Regions from separate parts of the Homo sapiens genome. Here regions 2 and 3 are each linked to region 1. A link is a loop called in an ENCODE intact Hi-C map of the cell type or tissue named here. Cell type or tissue: heart right ventricle. All regions are shown on one strand.

What was found. Hi-C counts contacts between places; a loop is a spot of excess contacts. Peaks named below come from ENCODE experiments on the same cell type or tissue, not always from the same donor. Only the 100,000 strongest peaks of a DNase experiment are listed, where the experiment ranks them.
Region 2: it touches region 1 in a loop (2.9-fold over the local background); 12 of 110 quality-filtered maps call a loop at or near these places.
Region 3: it touches region 1 in a loop (2.6-fold over the local background); 9 of 110 quality-filtered maps call a loop at or near these places.

The regions. Positions count from the first base shown.
Region 1 is chr5:112,142,677-112,150,676 of GRCh38, reverse strand. It overlaps a transcript of EPB41L4A not described here. Among named protein-coding and RNA genes, the nearest start is that of EPB41L4A-AS1, 14 kb to the left of the region's middle. In heart right ventricle, a CTCF peak has its summit at 3,557 (motif pointing right); DNase peaks (open chromatin) are centred at 3,566 and 7,703; H3K27ac peaks cover 2,395 bases.
Region 2 is chr5:111,852,523-111,860,522 of GRCh38, reverse strand. It overlaps a transcript of NREP not described here. Among named protein-coding and RNA genes, the nearest start is that of NREP-AS1, 56 kb to the left of the region's middle. In heart right ventricle, no CTCF peak of the experiment used is centred here; a DNase peak (open chromatin) is centred at 3,264; H3K27ac peaks cover 2,486 bases.
Region 3 is chr5:112,011,879-112,019,878 of GRCh38, reverse strand. NREP-AS1 (NREP antisense RNA 1) reads right to left here. Exons shown (of 4, transcript NR_046678.1): 4 at 2,573-2,739. Among named protein-coding and RNA genes, the nearest start is that of NREP-AS1, 100 kb to the right of the region's middle. In heart right ventricle, no CTCF peak of the experiment used is centred here; no DNase peak of the experiment used is centred here; H3K27ac peaks cover 2,076 bases.

The DNA of each region.
Region 1 (8,000 bases):
CTTTTTCTTGGATGATCTGAATTTTATTACAATATGAGTAGATGTGAGTTTCTTTTTATTTAACCTAGCTATGATTAACTGGGATTCCTGAATCAGAGACTTGGTGTTTGTCTTCTTCAGCTTTATCTTCCAACTCACTAATTCTCTTTTCAGCTGTTAATACTGAGTTTTTAATGTCAGTTATTATACATTATTTTTCTAGGAGTTCCCTTTGTTTTTTTTCAAAGATGTAGGTAATTTAGGATATCTTTTGCTTTTTTGTTATGCACCCTCTTTTATGTCTTGAAATAGATGAAACACACTATTCAATACTCTGATACTCTGATTGACAGGGTCTAACTCTGTTTTAGCTGACTGTCACTTGTTGCCCATTTTCTCGTGGGTTTGTCATTTTCTTTTTCAATGTGAACTGATGTTGTTTGGAAATTAATTTGTGATAACCATTTGAGTCTGTTCCTCTAGAAAGCCTTTATGTTTGTTTTTGCTGAGTACTTGGAGTATCACTGACTTGGGAGCACTCAGACTACACATAAGTGTAAATTCTTACCCCATCCTACATGAGGGAGGGCTGGTGTTAGTCATTTTCAAGGAAAACTTTCCTCCCTGTTTTATCATTTTTCATACTACATAGGCTAATCATCCCTACTGTTTCTCTTCTGTAGGGTGATCTCCCTCCTTTCCATTCACTTACTGAGGATGTTACCTTTCAGGGAACAGACGTTATGCGTGGGTCATAATCCTATCACATTTTGCACAGGCCTCATGTCTTATCTCCTAACTCCCAAGTGGCCCTATGAAGCCTAAGCAATAAGCCACTGGGGTGAGCAAATGTCCCAGGCAAATCCCAGCTCCAGAACTTGCTTTGGATTCCTGTTATTTTTTATTTGTGGCCTCTCAGGACGTCCCATATTTTTCAGCCAACTCAGACACGCATTTAGAACAATATTTTAAAATATTTTATCCAGTATTTTTATTTGTTCTGAATTATAGGATTTCTCTGCGTAGCTCTACTGCCATATTGCAGGCACAAAGCACCTTTTGAGGTTTTTTCAATTTGTTCCTTGAAAAACTATCCAGTTTAAGAACATTAGAAGGGCTTATCACTAATCCTGCTTTTTCAACTAACAAGCTATGTATAAACGTAACAATTCTTTCCAAAATAATTCATAATTTAGAGTGCTCACAAAGTCTCTCTTTTTCTTTTTGAAATGGAGTCTCGGTCTGTTGCCCAGGCTGGAGTGCAGTGGCGCGATCTCAGCTCACTGTAACCTCTGCCTCCCAGGTTCACGCGATTCTCCTGCCTCAGCCTCCCAAGTAGCTGGGAATACAGGCACGTGCCACCACGCCTGGCTAATATTTTTGTATTTTTAGTAGAGACAGTGTTTCATCATGTGGTCAGGCTCAAGTCCTGACCTCAAATGATCCTCCTGTCTCAGCATCCCAAAGTGCTGGGATTACAGGCATAAGCCACTGTGCCTGGCCAGAGTCTCTTTCTTAAAGTAACTTGATCTAATTCTTTGGGAACCTGACAAAATTATATTCAGTAGTTCGTTTAAAATAATAAGATGATGAGAATAGCCAGAACAATTCTTTTTCTATTGCTGCTGCACAAATTCACCCAGAACAATTTAGAAAAATAGTAGTGAAGGAGTATTAACTCCTTTTAAAATACTAGATATGAAATATTCTGAATTTTACAAGATAATTAAATTAGCATGGTAATTGCACAGGCATTCCCTGTCAATGAAATGGAAGATATAACTCAGAAACAGTTCTTAGTGTATGCTGGACCTTAGTCTTAAAGTAAATATCCCAAATCAGCAGAGGAGGGAGGACTTATCCAACACACATTGCTGGCAACAGTGATTTGCCATTTGGAAAAAACAAAAAAGAGATTTACTTGATATTAAAAAGCAAAATAATGTCTATGTAGTTTAAAAATTAAATGGAAAAAATCACGATAGAAAGGCTAAGTGAAAATATTTTATTGTAAAAAAAACTTACTAAACATAAAAATCAATGGCTGTTTCTCAGAGGTGGCAAGAAACTGGTTACAATGAATGATGAAGTAACAGAGACTTTTCTTCCCTTTTGAACCATGAGAAAGTGTTACCTTTCAAAACAAATATTACCTTTCAGAATAAAATGTATTTAAAAAATAAATAAAAAAATGGAATAAGAAAATAATTGGTAGTCTTGATTTGGGAAAATCTAAAACTGTTCTGTCACTAAAGTAATAATTAAAGAAAATTCCATGTATCAATTGGTAAAATTCTTATAATAAATGTAATTAAAAGAAATATAACCCTAATTTTAAAATATTCACATTTATCCATATGAACACTGGGAAATCATCAGAGCCAAAGTCAAAAAGAGACATTTCACAAAAGAGAAACATGAATTCTAAAACATATCAAAGAAACCTATGGAAACTACTTTTGTATAGTAATACTACTAAACTATATTATTATATTATATAGTAATACTATTATATTATTATATTATATAGTAATACTATTATATTATTATATTATATAGTAATACTATTATATTATTATATTATATAGTAATACTATTATATTATAGTAATACTATTTAACTCCCAATTTTCTGGTGTTTGCGTTTATTTTTTAATTTATTTTTGTTTTTTCACTCTGTCACCCAGGCTGGAGTGCAGTGGCACCATCTCAGCTCACTGCAGCCTCCACCTCCTGGGTTCATGCAATTCTCCTGCCTCAGCTTCCCAAGTAGCTGGGACTAAAGTCATGTGCCATTTTGCCCAGCTAATTTTTGTATTTTTAGTAGAGACAAGGTTTCACCACGTTGGCCAGGCTGGTCTCAAATGCTGTAATGCTGGCATTACAGGCGTGAGCCACCGCGCTAGGCCTGTTTTTATCAAAAGCCAGGTAGGCCTATATTTGGAAAGGCCTTGTCTTTTTCATTCATTTTTTTCTTATTTTGGGGGTGTAATTACCCTTAAATTTTTTTCTCTTATGGAATTTTCATTATGGATTTGCTAATCTTTTTTTTTTTTTTCTTGAGACAGAGTCTCGTTCTGTTGCCCAGGCTGGAGTGCAGTGGTGCAGTCTTGGCTTACTGCAGCCTTTGCCTCCCGGGTTCGTGATTCTACTGCCTCAGCCTCCCAAGTAGCTGAGACCACAGGCACATGCCACCACACCCGGCTAATTTTTGTACTTTTAGTAGAGAAGGGGTTTCACTATGTTGGCCAGGCTGGTCTCGAACTCCTGACCTCAGGTGATCCGCCTGCCTCGGCCTCCCAAAGTGCTGGGATTACAGGCGTGAGTCACCGCACCCGGCTCAGATTTGCTAATCTTTATGCTAAATGTGTTCACATAAAAATGATGTGATTAAATAAGGTGTGGTTTGTCTTAATTTGATAACACAGATTTTATGTAAAATCTCTTCTCCACCACCATTTTATAGATCGTACTTGAAGTGCTGACTTGTCAATGACAGAGATACTGAATAGACTGCTAAATGAATACTAATTCAAGACATTCCTGGGTCTGATGTTACTACATGTAGAAAACCACCAGGTGGCAGTACAAGCCAAGCACAAAACCCACACTAATTTAGAGCAGCACATTACACTTTACACATTACAGGATTACACTTTAATTGGAATAAATGAACAACTGAATAGTCATATTGGAGTAGAATCACCACATTTTCCAGGTGTTTTAAACCTGGTTTTTATATTTTTCATACTTGTTTTTCCAAGGTGAGGCTTTTCTTTAAATAAAAGTCTCGTCTAATTAATAGAAAAGACCTGTTAAGGTTACATCTTATGCATTCCAATTCAGACAAGTATGAAACATCTTTGAGTGGTAAGATTCCTGTACTGCAGACTCTATGTTCTAAGCTAACCAGGAGGATAAAGCTGGTGCTTCAGTCTGCAGCCAGCTTGCCAGTAGCAACGAGGGTTAAATTATTAATAGACCTTTCTTCTGTGGTTAGGCAGCTCGACTGGTCTTAATTTTTTTTTAAGTCAGGTATGATTTGGTTGCTGTGCTTAGTCACACATCTGGAAATAAATAGTTGCTAGACAAAAATAAATTTTTTATATTTTTATGACTAAATATATGTGGCATGTGTTTCATGTCCACACATTGCCAAGGATATTTTTAGAAAAATCTGTTTCCGTCAGTAACCTTGCTGTTAGCTTGATGGTGCAAGAGTCTTTGGGGAGCGCAAACAGCGTTGGAAGATCCTCTGCTCCTGTGGGACACAGAATTACTCAAACAGCACTAAACACAAAACCTGGGTTTCTAATGAGTGGGCTGTTCATGTATTAATGTTAGTATTTGGTTTTAGCCACTGAAAGAGAATTGCAGCTGTTCCATTAGAGATCTGAAGTCTGTCAAATGGGTGAGTTATATTTCTGAACTTGAAATTGAGAATATGAAACCTTCCCAGAAATCATGGTGAGCCCAAGAATGGCTGAAAGGCAGAAGTTTGAGGATCGCGATGCTTGACATTTCTAAAAAGGGGGAGTAGTAATTTCAATAAACTTTGGTCTACAATAGTGAATGTGGTCTCGATTCTGTAAGACCCTATCAGATGAATGGGTGAGTAGTCCCTAGAGGCAGTAGCACCTACTTCATGAGAAGCCAGATTGGGTTTGACACTTGTCACAGCAAACTTTTTTCTTTAACAGGGTGTCCAGACCTCCAGACCTAGAAAGGGCAGAGAACTTGGAAATCTGAGTTTGAACAAGGCACTTCAGAAGGTCTCTCATAATACACTTCTGGATGAAGTGATATTGGGGCTGGGATGTAAGTGTAATTATGTATATTGATAATTGTCTCAATAGCTATTTAATAGATTGATATCAAATGGAGGAATGTGTCTAGGGTTGTTCTTGGCCTTTTTCTTTAATTCTTTTTACAGTGATTTGGTTGAGGATGTTGTATGCACGTTTATCAAATTTGGGATGATGTGAAATTAAATAGAATAAATTAAATGGTCAAATCAAGATCCTAAGTCTTAGGCTGGTTAAACTTGGTAGTATAGCAAGAATTGTTTTAAAGAGACTACATGTAAAGGCCACTACATGTGTCCTAAAGTCAATAGCATGTATACAGGATAAGTAGCTGTGACAAATCTGAAGAAGACAGGAAATGTAGTTGGCAGTGAAGATAGTATAAATCAGTTGTGTACAATGGCTGTCAGCAGAGTTAACTTATTTTTATTTATTTATTTTGATTCATAAAAATACAAAATCTCCATCTCAAATAGCATTCATTTAGCAGTTTCTTCAGTATCTCTGTCATTGACAAGTCAGCACTTCAAGTAAGATCTCTAAAATGGTGGTGCAGAAGAGATTTTACATAAAATCTCCGTTATCAAATTAAGATGAACCACACTTTATATAACCTCACTCTGTTGCCCAGGCTGGAGTGCAGCAATGTGATCTTGGCTCACTGCAACCTCCACCTCCCAGGTTCAAGTGATTCTCCCACCTCAGCCTCCCAAGTAGCTGGGATTACAGGTTTGTGCCACCACGCCTGGCTAATTTTTGTATTTTTAGTAGGGACAGGGTTTCGCCATGTTGGCCAGGCTGGTCTCAAACTCCTGACCTCAAGTGATACGCCCACCTCGGCCTCCCAAAGTGCCGGGATTACAAGCATGAGTCACCACCACGCACAGCCAGAATTAACTTACTTTTTTTAAACAAAGTTAATGTTAACTTAGGTTTCATTGATTAAAAAGTGTGGCATGGCAAAGGAGTGAGGGGATCCCCTCCCTCTTCTCCTGCAGGCTGGACTACCCTCTTTTCAATTCTAGGTGCTATAACCTCAAGTGGGGCATGGGCACAAGATTACATATTCATACATGTGACATTTATGTCACACATTCAACTATAACAGCAGTAGCAACAATTGCAACACCCATGGCCCCAATGTCTATCACCTGGGATGTCATTGCTACTTTCACCCAATTTAGATATAAATGACCTCTAGGTTTTCTTCTATCTCTACAATCCTACGATCCAGCTCACAAAAGATATCATCTTTGAGGATTAGGTGTAAATTCAGCCATGGCCAGTAAAGCCTCTAAAATCTCTGTATCCAACCAAGACCAGGCGCGGTGGCTCATACTTGTAATCCCATCAGTTTAAGAAGTTGAGGCTGGCAGATTGCTTGGGCCCAGGAGTTCAAGACCAGCCTGGGCAACTTGGCAAAACTCATCTCTACAAAAAATTAGCTGAGTGTGGTGGCACACACCTGTAGTCCCAGCTACTTGGGAAACTGAGGTGGGAGGATCATCTAAGCCCTGGGAGGTCAAGGTTGCAGTGAGCCGTGATTGCACCACTGTACTCCAGTCTGGACAACAGGGTGAGACACTGTCTCAAAATAAATAAAATAAAATCTCAGTGTCTAGAACACCAAAAGCTCTATGAGAGTGCAATAAGAATATTTGTATGTTGGTAAAAGAATGGGAAGTTAAGTATAATAAAATGCTTTTCCTTAAAAGTACATATCTATTGGGTTGATTTCCCTCATATTCCCAGGGCTGCTCCATATCAGGGTGGTTAAAATAATTTTAAGGAATGATTATAGGGAGAAAAGTAGGCACAGAGCCCTGAATTCTGTTTCTGAAGGCAGTTTATTTTCTGCCTTAGTGGACTATAGGCTTCAAGTCCAAAGATCCAGTCCAGTGATAATAAGGGGTGAATTGGAGGGTGGCCATAGCATAATTTATTATTCCAGGCTTCTGGTAGTATTGTCTTTGGCAACTGAGCACATTTCCCCCTTCTTTTCTATGTCTTCAGTGCAGACTCTGCTTTCTCCCTGTTTATACAGGGTCAGCACATGAAGTGATGTGGACAGAGAGCCCCACCTCCTTGGCTGCTGTGGTTGGTTCAGGTATTAACACGTGACTCAAGCTGGGCCAATTGGAGCCCTTGTCTGGGACTTTTCTATATTGGAGTCAATAGGGAAAATTGCTGTTGCTTCTATGTTCCTGGCACTAGAAGAATAGCTGAGGATGGCTGACTTTATCTCTTGTAGAGAAAGCCTGTCTGCAATAGTAAGAATGAGGCCAACACAAAGAGAGACAGGGAAGATAGGGGAGAAATGGTGATATTGAGGTCTGGATCTCAGTCTGTCTGACATCAGTGCTAATGAACCACTCCTTTTAAAATTTAAGTTGATTTGTATTTGTCATTTATATCCTGACTAATACAGCCTTCAGAAAGAAATATTAGAAAAAGCACTGTCATGAACTATTACTTCATTAACATAAAAACAGATCATTTTGGTATGATGATAATAAAAGTAGCAACAATCCATTAAGAATCTACTATATGTTAGGCACTGCAGTAAGTGCATTACATATTTTTTTCATTTAATCTTCACAACAACCTATGTAGTACCTGTATCAGTTTGCTATAACTGTATGACTAACTGCCCTGAAACTGAGTGGCTTGAAACAATAATTTGTTTAACTCACAAGTCTTTGTCTTGGTTGGGTAACTGTGGTCTGGACCAGGCTCAGGTGATCATAAATGGGCTTGCTAACGAGTCTGCGGTAAGTTGGCAGATTTCTAGGACTTACTAGTCTAGGGTGGCCTCATTCATAGGTGTAGAGTTTGGTCACCTGGGCACACAAGAGTGGATATTGCCTCTCCAGCAGGCTAACCCTAGCTAGTTTCAAGCAGGTGCCAAATGAGTGAGTGGAGGCATGTGAATCCTCTCATGGCTCACTCTTGGCACTGGCACGCAACTACTTCTGAAGCATTTTCTTGGCCCAGTTTCAAGGAATGAGGAAATAGTCTCTATTCTTAATGAGAGGAACTGAAAAGTCAAGGAGAGTGGATATAGAAAGGCATGGAAACAATGGGAACACAACTATTCTATTATGAAAGGTATTATGTGCATACACTTCAAAAGTTAAGAAACTTACTCAAGGTCATAAAGCTAGAAAGCAGCAGAGACAGGATTTGGGCCTTAATCTTCTGACCGAAAATCTCATTC
Region 2 (8,000 bases), 290 kb after region 1:
AACCTAAGCACTAACTGACTGGACTCAAGATTAAAGTATAAATTGCTAGAATGGATAAAGTGCAAATGGAATGAATAGTGAGAAAGAATGAGACCCTGGGTCTCATCACTAACTGATGATATCTAGGATTAAAGTGCAATACAATGAAGAAAAAGGCATAAATGGAAGAAATAGTTCAAAGAAACACATGACAGATCTTGCTGAAATGTTGGCTCTAGGTAAACGGGAAGAGGCAATCAAAGGGGGCACTAAGGTCTTCAGTGTAGTCTGAGGGAGACAGTGGTATCATTTGTGGAGACAGAGAACTCAAAAGAAGTGTTTCCTATTCCCCAAGTACACATACTCACACTGGTGCCTTGCAACTGTTGCTATAATCCCTGAGTTCAGTATAAGGTGATTTCATTTTGGACCCCATCCAAGAAAGTTTATTCCTGGAAGTCCTAGAAGGATTTCATTACAACATTTTTCACTCACAACGTGATTATGCAACTTGCATGTAATAAGAGAATCATAAGGAAGGCTCCAGAGTACTTGCCTGCCCTGAAAATTAGCCCACAGACCTGAAGTCTGAAAGAAATTTGGGTGAGCCTCTAAAATCAAATTGATGGAGAGTAAGAATGCTAATAAAATATATGACATGACCTGTGCTTTGATCCTGAATTAATTTAGGTTTATGTTTACTGCCCCCCAAGAAACAGAATTGCCATGGCACTGTTAGGAGGATGACCTGATTTAAAAAGACTGGACAGATAAAGTTGCCTGTGGGATGGTAGATATTTTTGGACTTCTCAGCAAGATTCCTGGAACCATTCTGTTTTCAGCATGGCCGGGCTTGACCTCTTTCAGTTTTTAGAAAAATAAATACCTACAGGTACGGTAGGGTAGAAGAGGGGTGAGCCAGCGGGGTACAAGGTTGTGCCTGACTCCAGATCCCATTAGCATTGCCATTTTAAGACCTGTCTCTCAACCTTCATCCCTCATGGCCTCTAACAAGCTTCCAGCCTTGGTTTCCTAATTTGCACTAAATAGCCAGAGGAGATCTTATGGGACAGAGCTGCCCTGGCACACTCTCATCTCTGATTCAAATATTGACTTTTTTCCTTGGCAAAATTTTTTGCATTCTTAAAGCAATTTGCCTTTCTAAACTTTTTATCATTTCCCTTTCTTTGGATGGATATTTTGTTGCACCATTTAAATTGTGCCTGAGATTTTTTTGGCTAGCTACAACTAATAACTACTTCATACTGTGAACTCCCTTTCTGAGTGTCTAGCAGCCAAAGACAACAATCTTTGTTCAGAATGACTCCTTCCTAGATAAAGGCTTTTCAATGGGTGAGAGACAAGGAGCTAGCTGTGTAAGCTATAATTTGAAGTACTGGGAATGACCTCTTTAACCATCTTCTTCAGTCTCAACAATTCACATTATGTAAGTCAGCTGATGGTAGAGGATACCAGAGGCACATGGGCAGCAGGATCTACCCCTGTGCAGTGCTGTGGAGTAGAAGGGAAAAGAACTTTCTTGGCTCATTTATTTTTTATGACTGGTTCTTTGGCTGGTTATTCATATATTACCTTTCCCTTTGCCTTCTTGGTGGTAAATGGGAATGAATTTGAAGGTTTTTGTGATAATTACTAAACCATAGAAATGTTTTATGTATTCTTGTTGGTGGTTGATGCTCGTAAGGTTGTTTGGAGCATTTTAGCATAATGGTAGAGGAATCTTGTTTAAAAATGGCCAGATCAAGTTCTAGCCTTTTAACAGTCTTTGATTTGGGGTAAGATATTTAGTCTTAGACTCATTTTCCTTGTATATTAAAGTGAATGAATCAGACCTTATGATCGAGAAAGCCCCTACTAGCTCCCAAATTCTTTTGAGTCAGGGTCTCAATCTCTTGCCTAGGCAGGAGTGCAGTGGTGTTCTCATGGCTCACAGCAACTTTGAATTCCTGGGCTGAAGCGATGCTCCTGTTCAGACTCCCCAAGTGCTGGGATTACAGGCTAAATTCTTATGTTTGCTAAATATTTTTGTCTAGATTTCTTCATGAGAGCTACCCTACTCCTTTCAGTCAAAAGCTGAACACAGATGCTACCAAGACATATAGGATGAGACTAGACCAGTTAATGTGGGTGCTCTGGACTTGGTGGGAGAGACCCGGGTTGTGGAAAAACCAGATCATGTAGGGAGAGAAAAGTAAAAGGAAATAAAATAGAAAGAAACCTTACTGCAGGGGAGGGAGGGGAGTGTAGAAACATGCACCCCAGACCTCTAAGTAGTGTTTCTTAAACGAGTGTGCATCAGAATCACCTGGGAGGCTGGTTAAAACACCAACTACTGGCTCTACCTCCAGAGTTTCAGACTCAGTAGGTCTGGTGTAATACATAAAAATGAGCATTTCTATCAAGTTCCCGGCAACGTTGATGATGCTGGTTGTAGGAAACTCAGAGAACCATTGCTCCCTGTCATTTTCTCATTTTTAGGTATTGCAGTCTGAAAGTGAGCATGTTAGTTATAAAGTAGACTCAAATAGCAGAGGACTGAATGGGTCTTTTTTTTTTTTTAATCTCCTTTGGAGTTGATTCCAGGCTTGGTATTGAAAGAGACTCCCACTTGGGACAGTGGCTATTGTCACTTCCTATTGCTTTTATGTGCTATAGGAAGGTAGACAGCTACTCATTTTCTCTCTGCTGCCATCCTGAGGAAAACAGAAAACAGCATATGCATCCATTTATTTTCTCATTTAACAAATATTTATTAAGTTCTTACTGTGTTGTAATCACTTTTCTAGAAGCTAGGGATCTAGCAGTGAACAAAACCAACAAAAAGCCATCTACTTGTGGAGCTTCTATTCCAGAGAGTGGTGAAAAGAATTCAAGGAATTTCTGTGTCCCAAAGAAGACAATTTAGTGATCAGTTGGATATTTTATTGATCACCTACTCTACACCCATCACCCCGATACACAGCTGACAGTAGGGTGAGACTACCATATGATCCACACCCTCAGGAAGCTTAAGACTACTAGAGTTTGATTTCAGGAGTATTTATGGAAAATGCTTCATTTTTTCACTACGTGATAAGTTATGTGACACTTAAGTTATTTTAAGGCCAGTAGTTCAGAGGTAGGACAACCATCATGTGGGCTGAAGAACTATCATTGGCTTTTGGATTCTGCTCTCCTGTCTATAACAAGCACACCTTGTGCTCACAGTAAAGCCCGTACTACACAGCACCACATGGCCCCAAGGCCTGACCTACTTCCTGCTCAGATAAACTTCTGGACATAGTGCTGCTATGGCCCACACTGTGGGGTGACAAACACTAGGACAAGACTCCCACGCTTCCTCTCGGCACTCCCAGCCCTGCTTTCCAGGGAAACCTGCAGGCTAGCTTCCATTTGTAAATCAAGCACAAGCACTTTGGATTCTGGGGAAATTTCCTATTACAGCTGTGTTTTGTCATTATGCAGCAATATTTAGCATGTTTCTATAAACATAAAAATCTGAGGTAAAATTACAAAAAGGCTAAACTGAAACATACAGAAACAAAAGCAACTTAAAATCAAGACATACTGGGGCTGGCATCAAACTTATAAAAACAATCTAGCACAGAGTAGACGACAACTGCATGTTGAAAGCATGACTACTCAACCAGCCGCCAACCAATCAATACAACTTTACTTTTTGTCAAAAGGAAGCTGAAAAGAGGGCAAGGATTTAAGTTTAAATGTTCTTTCAATGTCTCTGAAGCAAGTCATCAAACCAGTCGGTTTTTTTCAAGTTAAAAAAAAAAAATCTTCGTATCATAAAATAGGCAAATTTGAATGCCCCAATACAATCAACTTGGTGATTATTTAGGGTACCAGTAGGCACTGTCCCAGGTGGTCAGGTAGTTGAGCTAAGGATAGAATGCATTCCTTCTAGTAAAGGCAGTGTGCAGATTAGTTACTAACATGGGCTCTGGAATTCAGATGGAGATTTGGTGACACTCTCAACCTTTCCTCTTAATCTCCCATCATACTGCTTCGAACACAGTACTTTATACAGAACACCAAAGTCCAAGCCATATGTCTGAGAATAAATTTATGTCTTAGGAGCTTTAATATAAGAATATGAGTTTTTTGTTTAGGTCGCTTATTGTGTATATTAAAAAGTGAGTGTCATGTGTGGAAAGGGCATTAGGCTGTGAAACACACATTGGGTCCTTTAGAGGCTCTGACACTATCTGTATGACCTTAAGCAAGTCCATTAACCTTTCTAGGCATCAGTAATTATTCTGTAAAGTTTTACTAAAATAAAATCTAGTTCATATGTTTACGATCCCTTTGAAAGCAGCTAGATTTGGTAACCCTTTGGGATGAGCTTCTCTGTGAGCAGACAGCATCCTCGCTGGAAACCTCCCAGATCCCCCACCATGCTTCCCCTTGCCTCAGTGGCAGGTGTACTAGTATACAACTAGCAAAAGAGGGAGGAACAAAATGGAGAGAGGCCTCTCCAGCTGGTGCCCAGCAAGTTAACCAAAGCTGGCCCACCCAGGGTCTGTCCATGCTCAGGTGTTCTCTAGTAACATCAAAGAAAAGTAGACAAAACAGGACCTTCATTCTTCACAAACTTCCTTTCAGCTGCAAACAGTTTTCTTTCATCTTTTTTTTCCCCCTCCAAGCTACATTTGGTGTGCATTTTCACCTGATTTCGCCTGCATGAAAGTATTATTGGGGAGGTTGGCCCTGTGTGATTTGTCCTGGTCCTGCAACCCCTAGGGGTGGCTTTGCATGTGGGATCAGGATGGTCTGTGTTGGAGGTCTTTTGCTTCTTAAATATTAATGAAATCAGCCCCTTCCAAGAACATCCTCAAATCCCCTGAAGGTTCTTAGATGTTGCAGTTTGCATTTAGCTATTTACATTAGCAAAGATTGTTGTACAAACAGGCTCTGGTGGCCTGTCAGTCAGGGCCCTGCTGGCTTCACTTCACAGAAAGATAAAGAAGTGTGAGTTAAATGAGCCCAGCAGGCATTTAACCTCTGGGTCTGGAAAAATGTTGACTCATTGAGTGATTTGGGAGGTGGGATTATAGACCTATTTGGTTAAAAAGCTTGAAGCTCCTCAAACCAAAGCTAGTAAAAATAGTGATTAGAGCTAACATTGATTAATTACCTGTGCCGACAACTGTGCTAATAATCCCTAGAACAAATTATCATGTATAAGCATTTTATTTCTATTTTATATATGTGGAAACACAGGCACAGGGAAAATATCTTGATCAAAGTCCCAAACCAATAAGCGTTGGTAGGCAGTCTGTTTCCAGATCCTATGTTTTTAACCATTAGTCTACCTGACCCTTTGAAAATGTATTCCTTATAGGTGTACAATTTGGCATAGACACTTTCTGGAACAATTTAATACCTATTAAATTGAAGTAATTAATTCAGGAGTTCCACTTACTGGTGTCTACTTTAGAAAAATGTACCCACTCATTCACCATGAGGCATTGATTGTATCATATTAATAAAAAAAAATCAGTGACCTGAATAAACATTGGTAGGGAGGTAGATGAATAAACAAGAATTTATTCATACTATGGAATAGTACATAGCTATTAAAAATAAAACAACTAATATTATTTACGTAAAAACTGAAAACAATATTGCCTATTTTCTCTGGATCTATATGGGTGTGTAAAGATCTGGAAGAATACATGCAGAGTAATAGCAGTGGTTATTTCTGGGAAAGGGCAGAAGGGAAGGTAACAGAGCTGGTAATCAGAGGGGCTCTGGCCTTATCTGTCAAGTTTTTTTCATGTTTTATTATTCATTTTCATGTTTCACTTACGCAATGAAAAAATAGAAATTGAGAAACAGACATATACATGAATTAATTGATTAGAACTATTTTTCACAAAGGATTTCAGCTCTGGAAAACCACTGAATTGGAATTTGGAATCACAGGATGGTGGGGCTGGAAGGCACCCTAGAGATTTTCTAGTCTAACCCACATGTTTCACCAATGTAAACAGTGAAGCTCGGGGAGATTATGTAGCCTGTCTACAGCTTCACAAAGACTACTCATCTCAGTGAACCTGGGCTGCCAGACTTCTGGCACCCTGGGAGTGCTCACACCCTCACTATGAGCTTGTCAACTAGGGCTCCATCAGCAGGTGAAACCCTACAAAGTGCTCCCTGACAGAGCCAAGGAAAGGTTGGCCCCGGGCTGGGTGGACTTGGGATATGTGCTCTAATAACTCTCAGCATGAAGAACTGCTGAGCCCCTCAAATTAAAAAGCTTGTGGCCAGATTTTTCACAGACTTTATGACAATTCTCCCACATGCAAATTCATCATGAAGGAGAGTGTTTCTATATTTGAAACTACATTTTTCTTGTTTGTTTTGGGTGGCTGGGTGGCTTGGATTTTTGTTTTTAATTCTTCTTTGAGAATAAAGAGAAGGAAAAATCCTACATTGCTTTCAGCTTGTGCAGCCTCCCCAGAGGTGTGAGATATAAACACAGTCTGTTTCCTGTATGGTTTTCCCAAGGGCACTGAAAATGTGATATTTAATTGGCTGTTGCATGTCTTCAGTTCCGGCAGACACATCATGAAACGAGAAAGAGCATCTGTGGCTGAATCATGGTGCGCAAGAGCAGCTCAGGAGAAAAGAGCAGCTTCCATGTGCAGTTCAGACCTCAGATGCTCAGAGAGGGACACACTTATAAGCTTATATTAACCTTAAAAATAAGTATTTAAGAAGTTTGTATGGGGAGGAACCACCCTCTGTTGCCTTTTCTTTCACTTATCTCCCTGAGATCCAGCCCAAGCCTAGGTATCTCAGCATGGTTTTAAGAAAAAAAAAAGAAGAAAGAAAAAGAGACACTTTGGTTGTTTTTATAGGAAGGAATAGTAATAATAGTAACAAACTTACTGAGTGCTTCTATTTAAAACTTTTTTTGGTAGTTGTAATTTTTTGTAATTGAGTTGACTTTTCAGAACAGTTTTAGATTTATGAAAAAATTAAATGAAAAGCATAGAGGGTTCTTATATACAACCCTCCCCCCTCCCAAAGCTCCCCTTATTATTAACATCTTGCATTGATGTGGTATATTTGTTAACAACTGGTGAGCCAATATTTATACATTATTATTAACGATTATAGTTTACATTAGGGTTCACTCAACATTGTACATTCTATGGGTTTTGACAAATGTATAATGACAATGTGTCCACCACTGCAGTACGATAAAGAATAGTTTCACTGCCCTAAAATTTCCCTGTGCTCCACCTATTCATCCCTGCTTCCCTACCTCCTAACCCCTGGAAATCATTGATTTTTCTACTGTCTATATAGTTTTGCCTTTCCTAGAATGTTATATAGTTGGAATCATACATTTATTTTTAAAATCAGGTTTCTTATGGTAAATTAACTCTTTTTAAGTATACAGTTCTGAGTTCTAACAAGAGTATAAAGTAGTATGACCACCACCACCATCACCACAACCAGGATATATAGAGTGCTTCCACCACCCCAAGCAGTTCTCTCATGCATGTCCCTTTGTATGAAGTTCTTCAATAAGCTCTTTCAGTCCTCCCAACAACCCTTTGAGGAAGCTTCTCTCACTCTATCTACTTTAAGGGATCTAGGCACAGAGAGGTTTAGTGATTTTCTCAAGGTCACACAGGACTAAAGTGGCAGAGCCAAGATTTGAACCTTAGTGATCTGGCTCCAGAGTCCATGTTCCAGTGTCCACTTGTAATGGTTTAATGTCCTGCTTGTACACTCCAAAAACAATGACACTGTATTGAGTCACAGAACATATTACCCTAAGGAAGACTTACCTCCCAATTTGCTAGTAAAATACATACACACCCCCTCCCCCACAAAAAATGGAAAGGGCTTTCCTAAGGTCCCAAGGTCATTGATGGGATGGAACTAAAACCCAGGACTCCCGGCTTTAAATACAACCTCAATAGCATGCTTTGCTCATAATAGGTACTTCATAAATGTCTCTTCATTTG
Region 3 (8,000 bases), 130 kb after region 1:
TAGTCTGAGTGCAGAAGACTGATGGCCCAGAGTGAAAACAGGCAGAAAGAGTGAATTCTACTTTATTCTGCCTTCTGCTCAATTCAGACCTCCAATGGATTGGAACAGGCCCACCCACATTGAGGACTGTAGGCTGCTTTACTCAGTCTATTGATTTAAAGGATTCAAACTTTTAAAGTGTCTTTGGAGTCATCAAGAAACATCCTTACAGACACACCCAGGGTAATTTTTAACCAAATACCTAGACACCTGGTGGCCCAGTCAAGTTGACACATAAATTCACCATCATGTCATGTAACTTCTTTCATCTTCAAAGCCAGTGTGGTAGGCTGAATAATGCCTCACTCAAAAGATCTCCATGTCCTAATCCCTGCAACCTCTGAATGTGATAACTTATATGGCAAAGAGGATTTTTGCAGGTGTGATAATTAAGATTTTTGACATGGGAGATTATCCTGGATTATCTGGATGAGGCTGATGTAGCCGCAAGGGTCCTTTTATGGGAGAAGGCAATACGACAATGAAAGCAGAGATTGCTGCAATACAGCTAAGAGCCATGGAGTGCTGAAGCTTCTGGAGCTGGAAGATCAAGGAACAGATTGTCCCCTGCTGCTTCCAGAAGGAACCAACCCTGCTGACACCTGAATTTTAGCCCCTTAAGACTAATTGTGGATTTCTGACCTCCAGATCTGTGACAGAATACATTTACATTGTTTTAAACCACCAAATTTGTCATAATTGCTTACAGTTCAATAGCAAATGTATAGTCTGCAATGGGGAATTTTCCCCTCATTAAATCTCACTTGCACCTTGAAACTCTCTTAACTTCCTCTCCTGAAACCACAGGGAGAAAATTCTCTGCTTTTAAAGGGCTTATGTTATTAAGCCTGGCTCACTTATAGTTGAGTGCTAACTTAAGGTCAACCGATTTGGGTCTGTAATTATGATACAAGTACAAAATTCGTTCACAGAGGCACTAGTATTTGATTGAATAACTGGGAGAAGATGTATGTATACAAGATGCCAGAAATCTTGGGGGGCTGTCTTAGAATTTTGCCTACCACAAAGATGGAAAACTTTTAAGGTGTCTTGGGAGTCATTTAAACTTTAAAATAATTTAGACTTGAAATTTACTTGGTCTTATGGTTATTAGAGATTAAAAATTTTCTAGTTTTTTGATTTATTTAGGAGTTCCACTGCAATTCTGAATTAACATAGGAACATATTATATCTATCAATTTTTATGACAGGAAAATTTATAGCCTTCCACAAATACTGTCTTTCTTTGCTTTCTCTAAGTTTTCTTCCTGATCACAAGATCTACTGCCTTACAATGCATGAACACACAAGAAATGGTTTTCATAGCTCTACCTTAAGTTAGCCAAAAGACACATGTAGTGGCTTTACTTTGGAGACCTGCCTCTGGGGTTTCTCTTGATTGCCACATCTCCTTTTGTTGTTGTTTAGGGATATATTTTGTTTTTTCACTGTCATTTTTAACTATCAGCCATCTCAAGAAAATAGAATACTATGTCTATTTGGTCACCTGTATTATTCATCTATTGTCAAGCATTACTCCTAACTCTCATAAAGATTAAATTTCTTTTTGTGGACTGTGTTTCTTAATGAACATTGTTTCATTTTCTTCTTTGTGTATTATTTTGAAATATTTTTTTTATTAGTGGCAGAGAGCATCCAATGGGAGTAAAATTTACTTCCATTAGAAGCTCTGTTATAGTTTGTAAACACTGTTTATCTAATAAACCAGCATTTTGTTAGGAAAAGATCCTGGATCTCAATAAAAAATTAAAACTGAGTTATGTTTCTTTAAGAGGCTCACTTGAAAAAAAATAAACACCTTCTTAATATTCACTGTGAGAACCAAGTGTAGTGTTTTTAATTTTCCAGCTAGACCAATGGAGGGACACAGGTTAAAAGAATAACATCATAAGGTTTCTGAATGTGCCAAATGCTTTCCCTACAAACGTCTTGGCTATTCTGTAAAGAAAATCTCACAAGAAAGATGACACTGCTTTACAAGCCCTGCCTGAGATCTGAAAACATGAAAATTAGGCATAGAAATGTCTGAAATGGAAGAATACTGGGAGGATATTTAATTGAATTATATTCTTTCAGTTGTTAAGTCCTTACACACACATTTTCATTTAATGTGAAACCTAATCTTGCTAATTTGCCAAAAGAAAATGTCAGATTAGTGATTAATTTGCTTTCATCAAGATGTTTATTGGAACCTGATTATATTAGCATGTATTCAGCAAATAGTTTTTATATTTCTTAACTTCCAAGTAATACATCCTTGCAGATTTTACCAGTTATACTGCTAATAGATACAAGTTAGGCTACTTAGTTTAAATTTTTATTTTATATAGTTAATCATTTTTAATACTAAATCTATAACTGAGTTGGGAAAATTAATTTATTGATGGTTAGCTTTCTAAGTGTGTTTTAAAAATCATACATTGTGAAATAATTCTGGGGTTTATTTCAGTGTATGGGCTGTATTAATAATAAGCTATTACCAAAATAATGCTCTATAACCTCCAAAACTTCATGATTTACAAAAACATGAATTTATTCCCATGCTCAAGGGTGTACATTTGACTGCAGTTTGATCTAGGCTGGCGGAGTTGGGCAACTCTTCTTCAGCTGTTGTTTGGGGTTACATCTGCTTTACATGTCTTTCACTGTTCTTGGACCAGTACGTCTACTCAGCAGTTCCTGTGTAAAGAGCGAGAACACAAGAGCCAAACTTAACTGTGCAAACAAGTTTAAGGCCTCTATGCCTATCATCCTCTAAGGTTCCATTGGCTAAAGTCAGTATGTGCCGGAACCCCAAATCCATGGGACAGGGAAATACGCCATGCCCACAGAGGGGTGGTGAAGGGTAGGAGGAGTAAGTATTTACTGAACAGTAATCTGGATAATCCAAACTATTTCGTGTGTTTTGTTCTTTATGTTAAACACTGTATAATACCGAAAGGATCCCTTTCTGTGAATTGAGGTGCAGGTAAACGATCTCTTTTTTTAGGCATCTAATAATATTATGGTTAAGTGTTAATTTAAGTGTAAATTTGCCAATCCTTATTTTAGAATCCTGAGATGAATTCTTATGTATTTAAGCAGCTATTTGACTTGTTTTTGGTTATTTTCATTACAGATATATAATCATGTATATTATATACATATATATATGATGGATTGATAAAGCTCACGCATTACTTATTCCTCTTATTTTTCCTCTAAGAGCAAACATAGCACTGGTAGGACAGAATAAGTAGAAGAATGGATGCCCTGTTAAACTGCCTGCTCTTCCAAGGCAGAAGCCATATCTGTCTCTGCTGCTGTGTCTCAGGACCTAGCCCAGTACATTGCTCTGAGTAGGCTGTCAGTGAATACTCAACCAACTGATTACCGACTTGCAAGAGAGTCAACCACTGTGGTGTCTTATTTTATCTTGGCTTCATTTTGCATTAGTACATACAGTACCAGAGAATACAAGTAATATTTTCCTTATTGTGATAAAATACAAATGACATAAAATTTATCGTTTTAACAGTTTTTACTTATTTACTTATTTGCTGTAACACATGCTTCCGCTTTCCTTTTTATAAAACGATAATGTCCAAATGGTACTTTCCCATTTATTCCCATGCTTTTATTACATTCACAACTGTTGTACAATGATTGCCACTATGCAGTTTCAGTAGTTCATCATCACCCCAAATAGAAATCCTGTCCCTATTAAGCAGTTGATCCTCGTCCCTCTTCCTCCAATCCCTTGGCAAACACTAATCTGCTTCTGTCTCTATGGATTTACCCATTCCAGACATTTCATACAAATGGAATCATATAGTATTTGGCTTTTTGTATCTAGCTTATTTAGCATCACGTTTGCAAGGTTTATCCATGCTGTAGCATATTAATACAGTCATCACTTGGTATCTGTGGGGGATTGGTCACAGGACACACCCCCACATACCAAAATTCACGTGTGCTCAAGTCCATTATATACAATGGCACAATATTTGCATATAACTTATGTCTTCCTGTATACTTTAAATCATCTCTAGATTACTTATGATAGCTAATACAATATAAATGCTATGCAAATAGTAGTTAAAATGTATTTTAAGAATGTGTATTATTTTTATTGTTCTTTTATTTTTTCCCTAAATATTTTTGATCTGTGGTTGGTCGTATCTATGGATGTGAAACCTGTGGATACAGAGGGTTGACTGTACTTCGTTTGCATGGCCAAATAATATTCCATTGTATAGATATATCTATGTGTTGGTTGATGGATATTTATGAAAATAATGTTTTATATACATAGTAATTGATTTTAGATATCACATGAGATCTAATACATTAACAGTCTCAGAGGTTTTGTTTGATTCCCTCTGGAGAACACATCAGTGGAGCAGGACTGTTCTATTAAGCTGAGTTGGAAACAGAAAAAAAGAGAACTGGAAGATTTTCTAGCAAAATAATATTAACACAGTGAATGGTGAACTTCCACTGCCCAATTAAACTGTGATAGTGTGATTTATTTTTTAAGCTTCAGTCAAGATTGTTATGATCAGATATCACAATCACTTGACAGCAATTTGGTAGGGAACCAGGAATTGCAGCTGCTTATTTTAATTGTGACTTTACTCATGTATCTTTTACTTATTTGCTGTAACACATGCTTCAGCTTTCCTTTTTATAAAACAATAATATCCAAATGGTACTTTCCCATTTCTTCCCATGCTTTCTGTGCCAATTTTATGTGCATTTTCCAACCTCCTTCTGCTCTCCAGAAATGTTTTAAATCTCAGATCATGTGAGATTCTGATTTAAGATTTAAAAATACTTCCCTCCCTGAAGGTTTATTACCCAATTAGTATCTGAAAGGAGCTGCATAACTATTTCATTATCCATAGAGTCCAAGAGGAGTGCAATGGAATTAATTTAAAAGCTTGGAAAATAAGATATATGAGTAAAATGAAAGGAATTGGCATTATGTAACCTGGAGAAATGAAGGCTGAAATCTTTAATACATGAAGGACTATAATATAGAGGAGGATGAATGATTTTTCTCTGTCTTCCAAGAGAATAGAATAAGAGAAAATGGATTTAAGCAATAGCAGCCTGGATTTAGATCAGAAATAAAAAAAAGCTTTCTAACTCTAGGGAATGTAAGGTGGTTTATCAGTGTCCTTGTTAAGACCCAGCAAAGATTTAAGGAAAAGAAAGTGGAGGGGAAGAATTGCTTTGACTGTTAACATTGTTTATTAAGAGATGTTTCTAAATACCCTTCCTTGCAAATGTCTACACTATGATAGATTACTACCTGTTTTGGATGATCACAGCCCCTAAGGAAAATAACAGGCACCAGACTCCCATGTTTCTCCTCCATAGAAGTGCCTACTACATTCTTTCCAGGAGGAAACCATTTAATAAAATTTAGTTAAGTGAATAATCCCCTCTTCTTAAAGATGAGACAACTGAAGTAGTGTAATTGTCTACCCTCAGATCAAGCAGCTAGGATTAAATTCACACAGTTATTTAAGACAAAATGTAGATTTGTGGCAGAAAATAGATTTCTACCTGTTTTGGACCTAGAACGCTGGATAACAACCTGGAACTGAAACTTGAGCGGAAGCACTTCCTGCAATGCCCTAGATGCCTGGAGGGTTTATGGATCAACAATTCAGTAACCTTCAATCAGTGAAGTCAGTCAGTAACCTGGTTCTAGTGAGCACGATACATCTAATACAGAGCCATTTATTTTAAAATGATTAAAAATAGTACATTTGGTAATTATTTATTGAGTCCCCACAGTATATGAGGCATTGTGTAAGTCCTAGTGGGAAGCAATTCATAAGATAAGAAAGATGCCTATGGAATAACTTGGAGCTGAACTATCCCTCCTTTGTAAGTCATCCATGCAGTATGAAGGTTAAATGTCAGGGAGAAAGTAAACAGGAAAAAGCCAAAAGCAAGCAGCTTTGTGTTTTCTCTGAAGGTATCAGAGTGCAAGCTCACAGACTTATCTCTCCACCTTTTTGTCCAGCCTAGGTTGACCTGCTCCCCTCAGCACTTCACTGTATTCTACTTCCAGCATGTACTTGTCAGATCCCCAGCTCCTCCTATGCAGACCTATAACCTACATTTTCATTCTCTTGGTGCCTCAGACATCAGGACTTCCATGGTTCTGAAGGGAGGGACAGCAGTTAAAATGGCACTTGAAGGACTACTGTCTTGGTCCAGGGTGGGTTAGTCACTGGCAGGGCACAGACAGGAGCCCTGGGCCTAACTCTGAGGTGTCAGCAAAGAATCTTGTTTTAACTTGTATGAGAGAAATAAAGTAATAAGAATTAAAATTTATCATGGAGTGAGGAAAACTGTCAAGCAGCATTGACAGTAGATGCCGAGAAGTAAAGAGGAAAAAAAATTGTTAAAATATTAGTTACAACAAATATGTAAATTGGCAATTAGGTATAATTGCTATGTACCACAACAATGATCATCATTAAATGTCAGATTCATTTAGCATATAGTTAATTTCATTGCAATATAACCTATTCCTTTGCTCATTTTTCAAAATTATTTGCTTTTGTGCCTGGTTGTCTGTTCGGGGCATATAACACAATATAGGGAACAACACCCATTTATAGAATAAAATATCCATCTCTATAATTAGTCCTGACATTGGGTTGCTGTTTCATAGATAATGCTGGTTAAAAAAAGATTGTTATGTTGAAATAGATAATATTTCAATGATATTTCTAACCTGAAACAATTGGCATATTGTTTTAGTTGCCTTAGCTGCCTTCCCTAAAGAAAACATATTTATTTTCAGGGCTAGCTGCTGTTGGCATAATAATAAATTGTTCTTAATATTAAGTTGAGAAGAAATTTAATCAGTAAGACTGTTTTAAATTTGGCAATTTTAGGATTTCTAGTTTCTACCTCCTGCTTCTTTAGCAAAAATTGAACAGAGAATTCAGTTTTCTGTTCATGAGATACTTTACTCAAGCATTGCCTAAAAAAAATTTTTTTTAGATAAGATTTAACCAGAAGATAATCAAAAGTAGTTTTTCTCTTGGCCATGTCTCATCCTTGGTTGGGCATTGCTTTTAACCTTGATGAAAGTAGTATTAAGTCTGTATTTTGATTTTAAGATTGAAAAGTTAATGTAGGCACTAAGGAAGTCAACTAAAACAAAACTTGGGAATAAACTTTTACAATTATGAGAAAAAAGGCAATTAGTTCCTTGATATCAGATAGGCCCTGGGCTGACCCATTTAATGAAATTTCTTTAACCCTCTATTGTCTATTATATGGGTTGAGCTGTAATTCTTTGTCATCAATTTGATGTTTGTTTGGTTTTTTTCTTTTCCCTTGAAGGAATTATCCCAGATTCTTGGCAGCCTTCCTAAACTGCAGTGGAACCAAGGACTTTGTGTATTTGAATTTTTAATTGTAAACATTGTGACAAGCATTTGCAAACTGGGAGTTGGCAGAGTTGGTGTGATGTCATAGAAAATAATTTCCTTTGTTTTATTTAAAAAAGGTTTCCAAGTTTCCCCAAGTAAGTCTGGCTTTTATCTCAAGCTATGAGAGAGCCGTTTACCAGATGTCAGAATCAAGACATTGTCTTTGATTTCTAAGGACTTTACCCTGGGTGACCTGGATTATTCCTCTCTGTGAATTGAATGCAAACCTCTTAAATATCACTCCATTTCTCCAGGGCACTGCACTGACTCCTTCTTCCATTTATCTTGCCCTATTTATCTTCAACCTTTGTCTTAGGCAATACTTTCTCCCTCTCAATTCCCTTAGCACAAAAGTGATTCTCAAACACTGTCATATCCTTCAAATATTTTCAGAAAGAGATATTGATCCCCAGCCTGATTTCATCCTTTAGAAACATGCAAGTTACAGATTCATAAGTCTGATGTCAGTTAGTGGCAAAATCCTGTACCAGATTA